3 separate regions of the Homo sapiens genome follow, and all the other regions are linked to region 3. Evidence: chromatin contacts called from ENCODE Hi-C or POLR2A ChIA-PET data. All regions are on one chromosome and are shown on one strand. Each heading gives the region's core, a stretch centred on a gene start or an enhancer-like site at or near the end of the contact. The rest is flanking DNA. Distances are from core to core; before and after follow the strand shown. Region 1 overlaps REV3L (REV3 like, DNA directed polymerase zeta catalytic subunit). Region 2 overlaps REV3L (REV3 like, DNA directed polymerase zeta catalytic subunit). Region 3 overlaps REV3L (REV3 like, DNA directed polymerase zeta catalytic subunit).

What was found. A loop is a pair of places that touch in the nucleus more often than their neighbours do. ChIA-PET counts read pairs that join two places held with the same protein, here RNA polymerase II (POLR2A). Pooled maps may share reads with other maps.
Region 1: a loop to region 3 is called in a map of B cell, with 2.1 times the contacts of the local background. The contact joins two enhancer-like sites. A Hi-C loop is called at or near these places in 2 of 168 maps with a recorded cell type or tissue (B cell and K562), 2 of 37 single-sample maps with no recorded cell type and 3 of 50 pooled maps. POLR2A ChIA-PET finds 5 or more read pairs at or near these places in 2 of 52 experiments (B cell and GM12878).
Region 2: a map with no recorded cell type shows a loop between it and region 3 (2.1-fold over the local background). The contact joins two enhancer-like sites. A Hi-C loop is called at or near these places in 12 of 168 maps with a recorded cell type or tissue (GM11168, GM12878, IMR-90 and 8 more), 8 of 37 single-sample maps with no recorded cell type and 15 of 50 pooled maps. POLR2A ChIA-PET finds 5 or more read pairs at or near these places in 4 of 52 experiments (GM12878, MCF 10A, PC-9 and 1 more).

What each region holds. Positions count from the first base shown.
Region 1 is chr6:111,440,771-111,445,369 of GRCh38, reverse strand. The region is part of intron 1 of REV3L (REV3 like, DNA directed polymerase zeta catalytic subunit); the gene reads left to right. Among named protein-coding and RNA genes, the nearest start is that of REV3L, 40 kb to the left of the region's middle. RefSeq lists an enhancer at 3,544-3,623. Within about 2 kb of position 3,334, at least 3 of the 41 ENCODE cell types and tissues checked have a DNase peak (open chromatin) inside an H3K27ac peak, as active enhancers do; they include B cell, where a contact is called at or near this core.
Region 2 is chr6:111,460,062-111,464,904 of GRCh38, reverse strand. The region is part of intron 1 of REV3L (REV3 like, DNA directed polymerase zeta catalytic subunit); the gene reads left to right. Among named protein-coding and RNA genes, the nearest start is that of REV3L, 21 kb to the left of the region's middle. Within about 2 kb of position 1,889, at least 3 of the 41 ENCODE cell types and tissues checked have a DNase peak (open chromatin) inside an H3K27ac peak, as active enhancers do.
Region 3 is chr6:111,404,011-111,408,537 of GRCh38, reverse strand. REV3L (REV3 like, DNA directed polymerase zeta catalytic subunit) reads left to right here. Exons shown (of 32, transcript NM_001372078.1): 4 at 2,908-3,068. Among named protein-coding and RNA genes, the nearest start is that of REV3L, 77 kb to the left of the region's middle. Within about 2 kb of position 2,262, at least 3 of the 41 ENCODE cell types and tissues checked have a DNase peak (open chromatin) inside an H3K27ac peak, as active enhancers do; they include B cell, where a contact is called at or near this core.

The DNA.
Region 1 (4,599 bases), core at 2,085-4,584, 36 kb before region 3:
CAGGGGTACATATTCAGGTTTGTTACATGGGTATATTGCATGATGCTGAGGCTTGGGACATGATTTACCCCCGTTACCCAGGTAGTGAGCATGGCACCCAATGGTTACTTAATCCTTGCCCCCCTCCCTACCTTTCCTTTCTAGTAGTTCCCACTGTCTATTGTTGCCACCTGCATTCTTGTTAACACTTTTTTCTTCAGATAGAAGTATATTCTCATTGAGTTTTTAAGTGGACCCCAAAAGTTTTTGTTTCTTCTTCCCTTCCAAGGCAGTTGGCCACATGCCGAGAGCTTCTTATATTTCTCTCCTGTTGCCGTCTTATTATCTGTAGTTGATTCTTGAAAACGATGAGGTGATCGGTTGCTTGACTGCCTAGGTTAGTTCTCTGGGTTAATCATTGCCTTCCATAAATCTCCTTCGCTTTGGCCACTATACTTCTGGGAAAGAAGTAGGATGAACAGTATTCAGTTCTCTTTGCCAGTTGAGGAAAATATACCTTAAACATTAACCTGCTTTGTGAAATTTTTCTAATGACAAAAAGGACAAATTAGCAGATGACATTATAGCCCTGGCATTTTTTTCCTTTCAAATAAGTCTAATTTTATTGTACTGGAGTAGAGAAAGCCTACACCAAGCAACTAACCCGTTAGGCATTTTATCTTGGCTGTATCAAAAAGTTTTGTTTTGAGTGAAAGAAGTTTGTAGGAATTTTCAGAACGTAAAACCTAAAGGTTGATTATCATTTGATATATTATCAGTCGTTCTACTTTCCTTTTCTTCCTTTTCTGTGGAAATGGCCCCATCATATTCTTTCACCATTTTTCTTTTGGGTTGCTATCTTTCTTACTGATTTGTAGGAGTTCTTTATATATTCTGGATACTGATCATTTGTGGTTAAGTGTATTGGAAACATCTCTTTCAGGTCTTTGTCTTTTAATTTGTGGTATTTGTGGCCATTTTAATTTAAAGTCATAGCTTTTTCTTTTGTAGTTTAAGCCTTTTATGCTTGTTTTTAAAAATCTCCTTCTAGACAGAGACTTTAAAAATATTTTGTATATACTTGGATTTGAATCTATCTGGATTGATTTCTTGGGCAGTATGATTTTGGAAATCTAACCCTACCTTTTTTCCCAGCTTGATAACCACTTGGTCTAGCACTATGCAATGGGCAATCAGTTCCTTTTCTGCTGATCTATAGTTTTATGAACCTGTGTTTTTAACCAATACTTCCTAATCTGCCAGTAGATGTTTGAAGGCCTGTCTACATGTTACATTTCCATGTCAGTTACCATTGCTATACACACTTTGTTAATTCTCTGTTGTTTGCCCATATTTTATAGAGGGAATGGAACATGGACAATAATGGTACTCTGTTTTCTGTTTGGTTTGGAATATTTAAAATCAGTTCTCTTTGACCTCAGAGCTTTGGGAAATAGAATTAACTCCTTTTTATAAAACAATTAAGAATTTCTGGCCTACACCATTAAAGTCATGTATCAGACTAAAGGATAGCATCTTTTCTAAATTCCTTCATGAAATGAATAAATGAACAGCCTATGGCTGAATGTTAAGCTGTGTATGGACAGGTTAAGACCCTATGAGGCCAATTTTCAGTGAAAGGATAGCTACTGAAAACCATAAATTAAGCAACTACCAAAGTTTGCACACATCTGCAAAATATGAACATTTTGTCTATTCAGAGTATTGAGACCTTCTTGAATACACCAGGCATTCAGTAGAAATTCCAGAAAGGTCACATCTTATGAGTAGGGCTAATGTAGTCTTAGCGTAAAGGCTTTCCTGGACCTGCACTAACAAAATTTAAAAACGAGGCTCAAAACAATCAGATTGATCTGCAAGTAAATTAGTTGCCTGCTGGGACAAACCTTTCTTGAAAGGAAGACAATAAAATCCACATATAAGCAGGTATCTACAATGCCCACCATCTATTTAAAAATTACTAGATATGGCCGGGCGCGGTGGATCACAATGTCAGGAGTTTGAGACCAGCCTGGCCAATATGGTGAAACCTCGTCTCTACTAAAAATACAAAAATTAGCTGGGCGAGGTGGCGGCGCCTGTAGTCCCAGCTACTCGGAAGGCTGAGGCATGAGAATGGCTTGAACCCAGGAAGCGGAGGTTGCAGTGAGCCACTGCACTCCAGCCTGGGCAACAGAGAAAGACTCTGTCTGAGAAAAAAAAAAATTACTAGATATATAAAGAAGTAGGCAAATGTAATCTATAAAAAGGAGAAAGTCTTGTGAATAAAAACAGACCCAGAATGCAATATGTGATCAAATTCAAATAAAAGGACTTTAAGATAGGTATTTAAGTGTATTTAGTAATTTTAATGAAAACACAATAGAACAAAACTTATAATACAACATAGCCGCCTGAGCGACAAAGTGAAATCCTGTCCCAGAAACAAAAAACACCACCACCGATCCTAAACAGGACACACACACACACATACACACAGAGAGAGAGACACCATGGCACATCATAATTGAATTGTTGCAAATTAATAAAAATCTTTAAAGCAGCCAAGAAAAATCTCTCAAACCATATACAGGGAAATCATCATAAGAACAACTACTTAAAGAGATGTAGTTAATAAGACAACTGATAAGGCAGAATTGAATCTAAAATTTTTTCAGGCCAAAAGAGAGCAGGTTAGGGGAAAAAAATGAGCAATGAATAAGCAGGAAAAATAGAAAACAAAATGGCAAAACATAACCTCAAACCTTATTACTTAAATAATTGGATTAGTTTTACGTGGACTTATTATTCTAACTTAAAATGCAAAGCACTACCATATGCAGCTCATAAGAATCATACTTAATATATAGACAGTTTGAAAGTAAAACAGTGGAGAAATGTACTTTGCAAGGAAAAGTCACTAGGAACACTGGCGTATCTAAAGATCAGGCAAAGTAGACTTCATGGTAAGACATATTATCAGAATTAAAGAGGGATATTTCAAAATGATAAAAAGTTCAAGTTTTCAAAAAGACAAAAAGTTCAAAAAACTTGATGCAATACTGACATCAAGGGAGAACATAAGGGAGAACTAAAGAGAGAAAAAGATAAAGCCAGTGTTACAGTTGGAGACTTCAACACTCCTCTTTTCAGCATTTGGTGAAACAAGTGGGTAGAAAATCAGTAAGTATATGAAACACTTGAACAACACTGTCAACCAACTCAGTCTAATTGACATTTTTAGAACCCTACACCTACCTAATAATTTCAGAATACACATTGTTTACAAGGTCACATGTAACATTTGCCAAGGGAAACCACCAGCGCCGTAACCAACTCAGGGAAAGGGAAGTATCTAACTCCAGCCCCCTTTATTCTTCCTGTTTCACCTAAGTGGGGGGAAAAGCTGAAAATCACTTGTGACGGTCACACCCCCGGGACACAGGCCCACTTAAAGACTGAAACGTAATCATAGGACTATAGAACACTTTATCTTCTCCCCATACCCCACATCAACAGGTTCTTCCCCTCCCCTCATGTCAGCAGGCTCCTGTATAATAACAGAAGATTACAGCTGAAAGAACTGCAAGGCTTAGACTCACACTATGTAAAGAGTTTCTAGGGAAACCCAAAGACAGTATGAGACAAAAACAAGGACAGTAGAGAAAATATTAGCCTCTAACACCTATAACTACAGCAAATAGTAAACATGACAGTCTTAACTCCCAGCTAGATATGGCAGAGATTTTGGAATTGTCAGATTGATAATTTAAAATAATGATGAGTAACATGGTAAGGTCTGTAATAAAAAATGTAGACAATATACAAGAACAGATGAGTGGCTGGACGTGGTGGCTCGCACCTGTAATCTCAGCACTTTGGGAAGCGAGGTGGGAGAATCACTTGAGCCCAGGAGTTCAAGACCAGCCTGGGCAGCATAGTGAGACCTTGTCTCTATAAAAAATAAAATTAGCTGGGTGTGGTGGCATATGTGCTTGTAGTCCCAGCCATTTGGGAGGCTGAGGTGGGAGAATTGCCTGAGCCCATGAGGTCAAGGCTGCAGTGAGCCAAGATCACGCCACTGCACTCCAGCCTGAGTGACAGAGCGAGACCCTGTCTCAAAAACAACAATGACGACAACAACAACAGTAACAAAAAGAACAGATGGATAATAGAGGCATAGGGATTGGAATTGTAAGAAAAGGAAATGCTAGAAATAAAATCTATAACAGAAATGAAGAATACCTTTGATGGGCTTTTCAGAAGAACAAAATAAATATTTGAAGTAATAATGACTGAGAATTTTCCAAAATTAAACACCTACACATATCATATTCAAACTGCAGGAAACCAAAGATAAAGAGAAAATTTTGAAAGAAACCAGAGGCGAAAAAACCCACCTTACTTCTATGTGAAGAAAGCAAAAATTACATCGGACTTCTGTTCACAAACAATGCAAGCAAGAAGCGAGAGGAGTGAAGTGTTTTAAGTGTTGAAAGAAAAACACCAACCTCGAATTATTCTGTGTGCAGTGAAATTATCCTTCAAAATGAAAGAGAAATAAAAAACTTTCTCAGACAAATAAACATTGAGGGAATCTGTTGCCAGTAAGAAATGTTA
Region 2 (4,843 bases), core at 640-3,139, 57 kb before region 3:
TCAGCCTCCCAAGTAGCTGGGACTATAGGCGCACGCTGCCATGTCCAGCTAGTTTTTTGTATTTTAGTAGAGATGGGGTTTCACCATGTTGCCCAGGCTGGTCTTGAACTCCTGAGCTCAGGAAGTCCACCTGTCTAGGCCTCCCAAAGTGCAAGGATTACAGGCGTGAGCAACCATGCCCGGCCCTGTTTTCCTTTTTGGAAAACATAGATAACAGAACTCATTTTTAAAAGTGTATGTACCAAAATGTAGTTTTTTAAATTGTTGTTTCTATTCATTTCTTTTTTCTTATCTCTTAAGAGTTCCATTTATATCTTAGACTGCATATAAGTCTGTCTTTTTATTTCTTCCTATATGTATGTTGTTGAGAACACACAGCATATACTTTTTACATTTTTTCTGTTTCTAAATATAAATTATCACAGATTCTTTTCTTTGGCATTTTTAAGAAGATGTTTTATCTATGCTGCTGAATGTTTGTTTAGGTCCCATTCCATACATACCTATCTATGAACAAGGGCTATTTTTCCAAGCCTAGTGTTTGCCAGTAGGTAGGGTATGGCAAGTTCACTTTAATCATATTTATTTTCTGCTTATAAAAAGATAGATTTGCCTTCCCTAGCATAAAGAACTAATGATCGTATACAACCCACTTAGATGAAAACATTCACTTAGTGTACCTCTACTGGATTGAGGTTTAAGGTTTTTTCCACTTTTCTCCTTGCACAGTTCGCTGGTATATGGGAACTAACATATTTATGGATAACCTGAAACAGTTTTTTTTTTTAAATTTTTGTTATTTATTTATTTATTTTACCAGAACATTGCATGCAAGCCTCCAGGTTGTAAAGGCCCTTAGGACTTTTAGTGATTTAATCAGTGATGGGAGCTAATTCATTTATTTAGATTTTGGATGCTTTTTAACATGCCAGGATGAAGACAGCTATGCTGCGTCAATTATGTTGATATTGGTTGTTTTTAGAGTAGATGAACAGAGGTATTACATGTCTTAGAAAATTTTTAGTAGGGGACTGGTTTCTGTTGGAGCAGACCGTGTCCCCAAGGTAGAGAAAAGAGTTACACAGTAAGTCCTTGCTTAATGTCCATGACAGGTTCTTGGAAATTGTGACTTTAAGTGAAATCACATATAATGAAACCGTTTTTTTCTCATTGTTATAATAAAATGAAGTTGAACAAAATGTCATTTGGAGATCTGCTACAAAGTTTTTCTTAAAGTTTAGGTTTCCAAGAACCTATCAACAAAGTTAAGTGAAAATTTACTGTATGTCTTAAATATTTTAGTGAAAAATTTAGAGAAGGATTATTCTGTATTTCATCAATTCTAAGAAGTATATTTTCCCTCCTTGTGCATCTCAGTAATTAGGATATGTCTTACAATCAGTAGTGCACCATATTTACTTAACAGCACTTTTCTTAGTACAAAAATTAATTATGTCATAATCACTAGCATCTTGGATTCAGTGAAATATATTAATAGTTGTTTAGCTTAGTGCCATTCTAAATTGAATCTCTTTATTTGTTGTAACATTAACCTTTCTTCTCTTCGGACAGTTTTGGCCTTGGCTTAACTTCCTAGCTTTGTTCACTTGGAAGCTTGATAAGGTAGAATATCAGTTGTATAACCGAGCACCATTGCTTATGGTAATAATGACTCATGATTACTGAATTGCATAAGGACCAGAGGAGGACTGTGAATGAATTGTAAATACTGGTACTTATACCGTTAACAGCTTTGGACTTCCCTGAGTGTGATAACTCTTGCAACTAAGCAAATCTGTTGCTGAAGCTCAGGAAGCTATGCCTATGAGACTGGAGATATTGGTTGCTATTTGGTACCTGTAAGCTAGAGTAGCTACTGCAAGGACCTTATGCTCTCATTCTCTTACACTTGATCTGCCACCTGAGAGGGCCAAAGATACTAGCCCCCGAATTGCAATGAGGACTCCTGCCTGACATGTTAAGTATAACCAGCCTGTTTGGGTTATGTGAGTCTCGGTGTCTAGTTAGGCCTAACGGGGTGTTGTACTTACATTCTGTGGCTTTATTTTGTTTTTAATATTTGCTGAGTGAATCTATATTTACTATTTATTCGTCATAAGAATTTTAAATTATAAATATGAGCACATCTCTACTAAGTAATGCCAAATTGTTTTCCAAAGTGATCATACCAATCTATACTCCCACCAGAAGTGTGAGTTTCTGATGTTCCACATCTTCACCAATATTTAGGATTGTCAGACTTAAGTTTTAAATTAGGAATTAATTTAAAACATCTCATTGTGGGTTTGTACATTTTTCATCACTAGTGAGAGATTGAGTTTTTCCATATGTTTATAGCCTACTCGTTCTATAAAATACTGAGAGATGTGTTGAAGTCTCCAACTTAATAGATTTGTCTATTTCTCTTTCCAGTTCTATCAGTTTTTTTTTCATGTATTTTGAAAGTTTGTTAGATCCATACATATTTAAGATCGGTGTGCCTTTCTGGCGGACAGCCTCTTTATCTCTGGTAATATTCCTTGTTCTGAAATCTTCTTTGCCTTGTATTAATATAACCACTTCAGCTTCCTTTTGATTAGTATTTACATGGTATATCATGTCAAAAACTGAAGTTTGCCATGAATTTCATACATATTAGCAATAGACATGAGATTTCCATCTCTCCATTGTATCACTTATTAATAAAGAGTAACTGGGGAGATGGTTGCAGACCAGATACTGAGAAGTAGGTTCAAAGGCAGCTACCTCAACAGAGACCCATGGAGAATTGTCTCCCAACATATTTTTTCTGTTTTTGTTTTTTGTTTTACTTTCACTTTCAACCTATCTGTATCTTTACACTTAATATGGGTTTCTTATAGTCAGCATATAGATGGGCTTACTTGTTTATCCAGTCTGATAATCTCTGTCTTTCATTTTGACATGTCTCTTTTATTTAGTGTGTTTAGATTGTTTATATTTATCAACATTGGTAATATGGTTGGATTAAAATCTACCACTATGGTATCTGGTTTATGTTAGTCTATCTGTTCTTTTTTTCTTTTGGATTACTTGGACTTTTTAAAAATTCCATTTCTCTCCGCGGTTTGCTTATTTATTTATACCTCTTTCTGAAATTTGTTTAGTGGTTGCCCTAGGGTTTGCCGTATATTTGTAATTAATCACAGTTTTCTTGATATAATAATACATAGCTTTATATGTAGTATTAGGACCTTATAGTTCTATACTCCCATTTCTCCTCTTCATCTTTTATGTTTTTGTTGTCATACACTTTACTTTTATATATATGCAATCAACATGCAATATATTACTACTCTAAGACTTTACAGTATATTGCTATAGATTTTATAGAACTGTTCATGTAGGTTATAATAAATTTATTTTTAAAAAGTCTTCAATAATTAGCCTTACCTTACTGTAACTTTTACTTTATTAACTTCTTAGTTTTTTAAACTTTTTTACTCTCTTACAATAACTTAGCTTAAAACAAATACATTGTACAGCTGTACAAAAGTATGTCCTCATTCTGTAAGCTTTTTTCTATTTAAAAATTTTTAATTTTTACTTTTAAAACTTTTGTTAAAAACTAAGACGCAAATACATTAGCCCTAGGCCCACAGAGAGTCAAGCTATAAATATCACTGTCTTCCACTTCCACATCTTGTCTGGAAGGTCTTCAGGGACAATTACACACATGGAACTGCCATCTCCTATGATAACAGTTCCTTCTTCTGTAATATCTCCTGAAGGACTTACCTGAGGCTGTTTTACAGTTAACTTTCCTTTTTATGTAAGTAGGAGTACATTCTAAAATAATGATAAAGTATATAATAAATACATAAGCTAGTAACTGTTACCATGATCAAGTATTATGTACTTAACATAATTGTATATGCTATACTTTTATACAACTGGCAGTGTAGGTTTCTTTACACCAGCTTCACCACAAACACGTGAGTAACTCATCGTACTACAATGTTAATACAACTAGGATGTCCCTAGGCGATAGGAATTTTTCAGCTTCATCGTAATCTTATGGGACCACCATTATATATGTGGTCCCTTGTCGATTAAATATCATTATGCAGTACATGACTGCATTTTTGCTTTAGAGACAGTTATCTTTTAGAACAATTGCAAATAAGAAAAATATGAAGTTTTGTATTTACTTTCATTTATACCGTTTATACTGTTGTTCATGTCTTTGTGTAGATCCAAGTTTTCTGTCTGGTATCATTCTGTCTACCTGAAGAACTTTTAACATTTCTTATAGGCCAAGTCTGCTAGTAATAAATTATCTTTGTTTCTCTCAAAAAGACTTTATTTTTCTAAAATATTCTTGCTGAATATAGAATTCTGGATTGCCTTTTTTTTCTTTCAGTACTTAAAAGATGTCACTCTACTGTTTGTTATATGGCTTTTACGTATATATTTTTATTTGAATTAAATTTTTTTTCTTTTTCCGCTTTTATTTTAGATTCCGGGTGTACCTGTGCAGGTTTATTACAAAGGTATATTGCATAATGCTGAGGTTTGAAGTACGACTGAACCCGTCACCTAGGAAGTGAGCATAGTACTCAATAGGTAGTTTTTCCATCCTTGCCTCCCTCTCCCATCTTGTATTCTCCAGTGTCTGTTTGTTCCCATCTTAATGTCCATATGTACTCATGGTTTGGCTGCCACTTGTAAGTGAGAACATGGGGTATTTGGTTTTCTGTTTCTCCATTAGTTTGCTTAGGATAATGGCCCCCAACTGCATCCGTGTTGTTGCAAAGGACATGATTTTGTTCTTTCTGTGGCTGTGTAGTGTTCCATGGTGTAT
Region 3 (4,527 bases), core at 1,013-3,512:
CCGCCTCCCAGGTTCAAGCAATTCTCCTGCCTCAGCCTCCTGAGTAGCTGGGATTACAGGTGCCCACCACCATGCCTGGCTAATTTTTTAATATTTTTAGTAGAGATGGGGTTTCACCATCTTGGCCAGGTGGTCTCAAACTCCTGACCTCAGGTGATCCGCCCACCTCAGGCTCCCAAAGTGCTGGGATTACAGGCGTGAGCCACCGTGCCCAGCCCCTCAATAACATTTTAAGAATGAAAGGGGTTCTGGGGCCAAAAAGTTTGAGAACCACTGGAATAAAGCTCTCTTAAGGCTTTCTTAACCTTAAATTGCATTTACATCCATTCTCTCCTCGCTGCCTATTCCGTGAAAGAAATTTTTCCTCCTCACCTCTGAGGCTCAAGATTCATCTTCTTTGATGTTTTCAAGGATCGCTTCCATCTGTCGGCTATTCCCGTCTTTCTTTCCAATTCCATTTTAATATTAATAAAACTTTGCTAATTATACGCACACATTCATACTCATAGAAACACCTTTCTCATTTAGCCATTCTCCTTGAAAGATTTATCTATACTTTGTGTATCCAACTTCTTACCTCCCATTCATTGTTTGTTTGTTTTGAATTGGAATCTTGCCCTGTTGCTCAGGCTGGAGGTCAATGGCACGATCTCAGCTCACTGTAACCTCATCCTCCGGGGTTCATGCAATTCTCCTGCCTCAGCCTCCTGAGTAGTTAGGATTACAGGCACCACCACCACGTCTGACTAATTTTTTTGTATTTTTAGTAAGGACAGGGTTTCTCCATGTTGGCCAGGCTGGTCTAGAACCCCTGACCTCAAGTGATCCACCTGCCTCAGCCTCCCAAAGTGCTGGGATTACAAGCACAAGCCACTGTGCTCGGCTTTCCCATTCACTCTTTAACTTACTACAATATGGCTTCTACCCCAACCATTTTACTGAAAATTGCTTTCACTAATGACCTCTGTGTTGCTAAATCCAATTTTAGGTCCTTACTTTTTGACCTCATGGTGATGCTTATGGTGCCTTAAAACAATCCTAAATGTTAGCTTCTGTGATATATACCACCTCTAGTTTTTCTCATTCCAGTGTGATCAATCATATTTCTGCCATTTTGTTGGTTTACATTTTAACATCTATGGTTGTTTCTTAGAATTCTGCCTTAGACTTTCATCTTTACTCTGTATATTTTCTGTTCCCTCTACAGACTTATTTACTCCCATGGGTTTGTTTGGTTTTAACTTTTGTTTTTGTTTATCTTTATGCTTTTGACTTCCAAATGTATATGAATAGCCTCATTTCTCTCTAGAGCTTCTAAACAATATATCAAACCATCTACTGGATAGATGGAATAGCCGAGTGGTTAAGAGTGAGGGCTCACAAGGCAGAGAAATTTTGATTTGAATTTTAGCCCCTTTGTTTTTTTAAGACACAGGATCTTGCTCTGTTGCCCAGGATGGCATGCAGTGGCGCCATCATACCTCACTGTAACCTGGAACTCCTGGGCTCAGGTGGTCCTCCCACCTCAGAGCTCTTCTATCTTTTGTGTGATTTTTAAATCTAAGATAATTTCTTTATTTATAAAATGGAGATGATCGTACCACAGACTTGTAATAAACATTACTTGTAATAAAGTACGTTAGCACAGTATCCAATATATAGTGCTCAGAAATGTTAGTTACCTCTGCTGTGTTAATAAAATGATTATTATTTTCTTTATGATTCATTTCCAATATTATTATTGGATCCCCACTATACCTAAATGCCCTTGTGTCTAAATTGAGTTTATCCTTATTCCCCTTCCAAAAAATCCCAAACCAATTTTTCTTACAGTTCTTCCCCTTTCAAATAATTGCACCACCACTAACCAGCTGCTTAAGCAAGAAATCTAGGCATCACCCTCAGCCCCTTTTCTGTCTCACCCTTCACATCTAGTTAGTCATCAAGGCCTGATCATTTCACCCCTTATATGTCTCCTGAATCAGTACATTTCTATGATCCTTGTTATAGCCACCATCCTTAGTTTTTCCACAACAGCCTATTTACTCCTTACCTGTAGTCTTCTGTGTTCTATAGCTAGTCTGGTGATGTCACTTTTCTGCTATTCACCTCTCAGACAAATTTCACTACCTCTTCAAATGTCTTAACAGGCTCTTCATGCTCTTACTTCTCATTACTTCTCTATCCCTGCCTCTGACACTAGGTCACAGTCTTACTCAGTGGTTTCAGTTCCTGAATAAGCCGTGTTTTCTCGTGACCCTTTACATGTGCAGTTTTATTTACGTGAATACTCTTCCCTCTCTTCAGAGAAAAAAGTGCCTCTAGTTCATCATTTAGTCTCTTGCTTAGAGAGTTTCTCTAAGGTTTTGCAGAAACCACCTCTGTACCTCTATCTGTTTAGTATCTTTTCTAGATGTTTAATGTATTTCCCCACATAGTACTTAACTATGCTGTATATAATTGTCTGTTGTTTGTATTCGTCATCATGAAGGGAAAAAAAATACTCAGGAAAGAAAAATATCAAAATGGCAATACCTCTGAGTGGTGGGATTATAAGTAATGATTTCTTTTCCTTTTTTGAATATTAATCTTTTCAAAATTATTTGTTATTTTTAAAAGAAAAATTTTATTTTAAAAACCTTTTAATTTTTAAATATAGTTAGTATCAAATTGGTTTAAGACAAAATATTCTTCATCCATGCAGTTTTTTGTTATTCAGAACATGTTGCTTACTTGAAAACTTGATTGAAACTTTTAATTTCTAACAAAATACAAATTTCCGGTAAAATTGAGATGGAAATTTTGTGTGCTAATAAGTGCTTTGTTCTGTATATTTCTATAATCATTGTTTCATTTAACATTTTAGGGAACATAATTTTATGATAAAACTTTTTTTTTCTAATTTAGGATATGTGAACTTTTGCAAAGCGGAGCCATAATGAATAAATTTTACCAGCCTCATGAAGCGCATATTCCCTACCTCCTACAGCTCTTCATTGACTACAATCTTTATGGCATGAATTTAATAAATCTGGCTGCTGTCAAGTTCCGAAAAGCAAGAAGGAAAAGTAAGGTTAATTTTCAGTCAAATTAAATTTTTGTCAAATTAAAGTTTTGAAACAAGTGTTATATAGTCAGTGATTTATAAAATAATATATATTTAGAAAATAAATGTTGAGTGACTAAAGAATGAAAAGAAATACATGCAAAGTGGGATTAGAGATTGTCAGGAAAAGCATCTCAGAAAAAATTTTTTTTGGTAACAGCTTTATTGAGTTATAATTTATATCCGTTTAAAGAGGACAGTTTGATGGTTTTTAGTATACAGGCTACCTAAAAGGTATTGTGGGTTTAGTTCTAGACCACTGCAAAAGTGAACCCTTTACACTGCTTAGCAATTGATATGTATTGTGATTCTTTTTTTTTTTTAACCTCAGACCTTAATGTTACTTTTTATATTTTAGGAATAGTATATGATACACAATTCTAGAAATCCCTGGAGTTGTTAGAGCCTTGTTACTTTAGTCCAGCACTTCCCTGATGGTGTGAATAGCTGTAGGTTAGTGGACGTGTTGGTCTCTCAGCATTCCAGACGGATTCCTAAGTCCCTTGAGCCATCACCTCCACCACTGAACATCCTTGTCCATTTTATCTCAGTGGGCTGTGCAAGCATTGTTATTTTTCTTTGTGTGACATGACCTGAAAAATATTGCAGGCAGAGCTTTCTCTGGGTGAATTTGCTATTTCTTTAAAGTTCTTTATTTATAGAGCCGTTGATATTATGAACAAAACAGAATAACATGGCTATTTGAATAAGTGATTTCCTCTCAAAACAAATTTATTTTTCCTTTTACATTTGTAGCTTTCTGAGGTGAAAAGTAGGAGATCCCAGATTTTTTACTGTTGGAATGGAAAGTTACAGACCAGAGCAGCCTAGAGCATCTTGAATGGTGAATCCTTTCTGGAAGGTTTTCAATATATTTTGCCCAGATCCATCAGTGGAATCACTGTCAGTGACAGCTATAGCCTTATGAAATGCACTTCTTAAATAATAAGACTTGAAAGTTGAAATTACTCTTTGACCCATGGGCTGCAGAACGGATGTTGTGTTAGCAGGCAGGGAACCAACATTAGTCGTCTTGTACATCTCCATCAGACCTGTTGGGTGACCAGGTGCATTGTTAGTGAGCAGAAATAGTTTGAAAGGAATCTTTTTTCTGAGCAGTAGTTCTCAAAAATGGGCTTAAAATATTCAGTCAACCATGCTGCAACTGTTATACTGTCATCCATGCTTTTTTGATCCACTTATAGAACACAGGCAGAGTAGATTTAGCATAATTCTTAAGGGCCCTAGGATTTTCAGAATGGCAAATGAGCATTGGCTTCAACTTCAAGTTACCAGCAGCATTAAATAACCCTACCAAGAGAGTCCTTTGAAGCTTTGAAATCAGGCATTGACTGCTCTCAGGTTGTTTTCATCTACATTGCAAATCTGTTATTTAGTGTATCCACCTTCATCAGTTATCT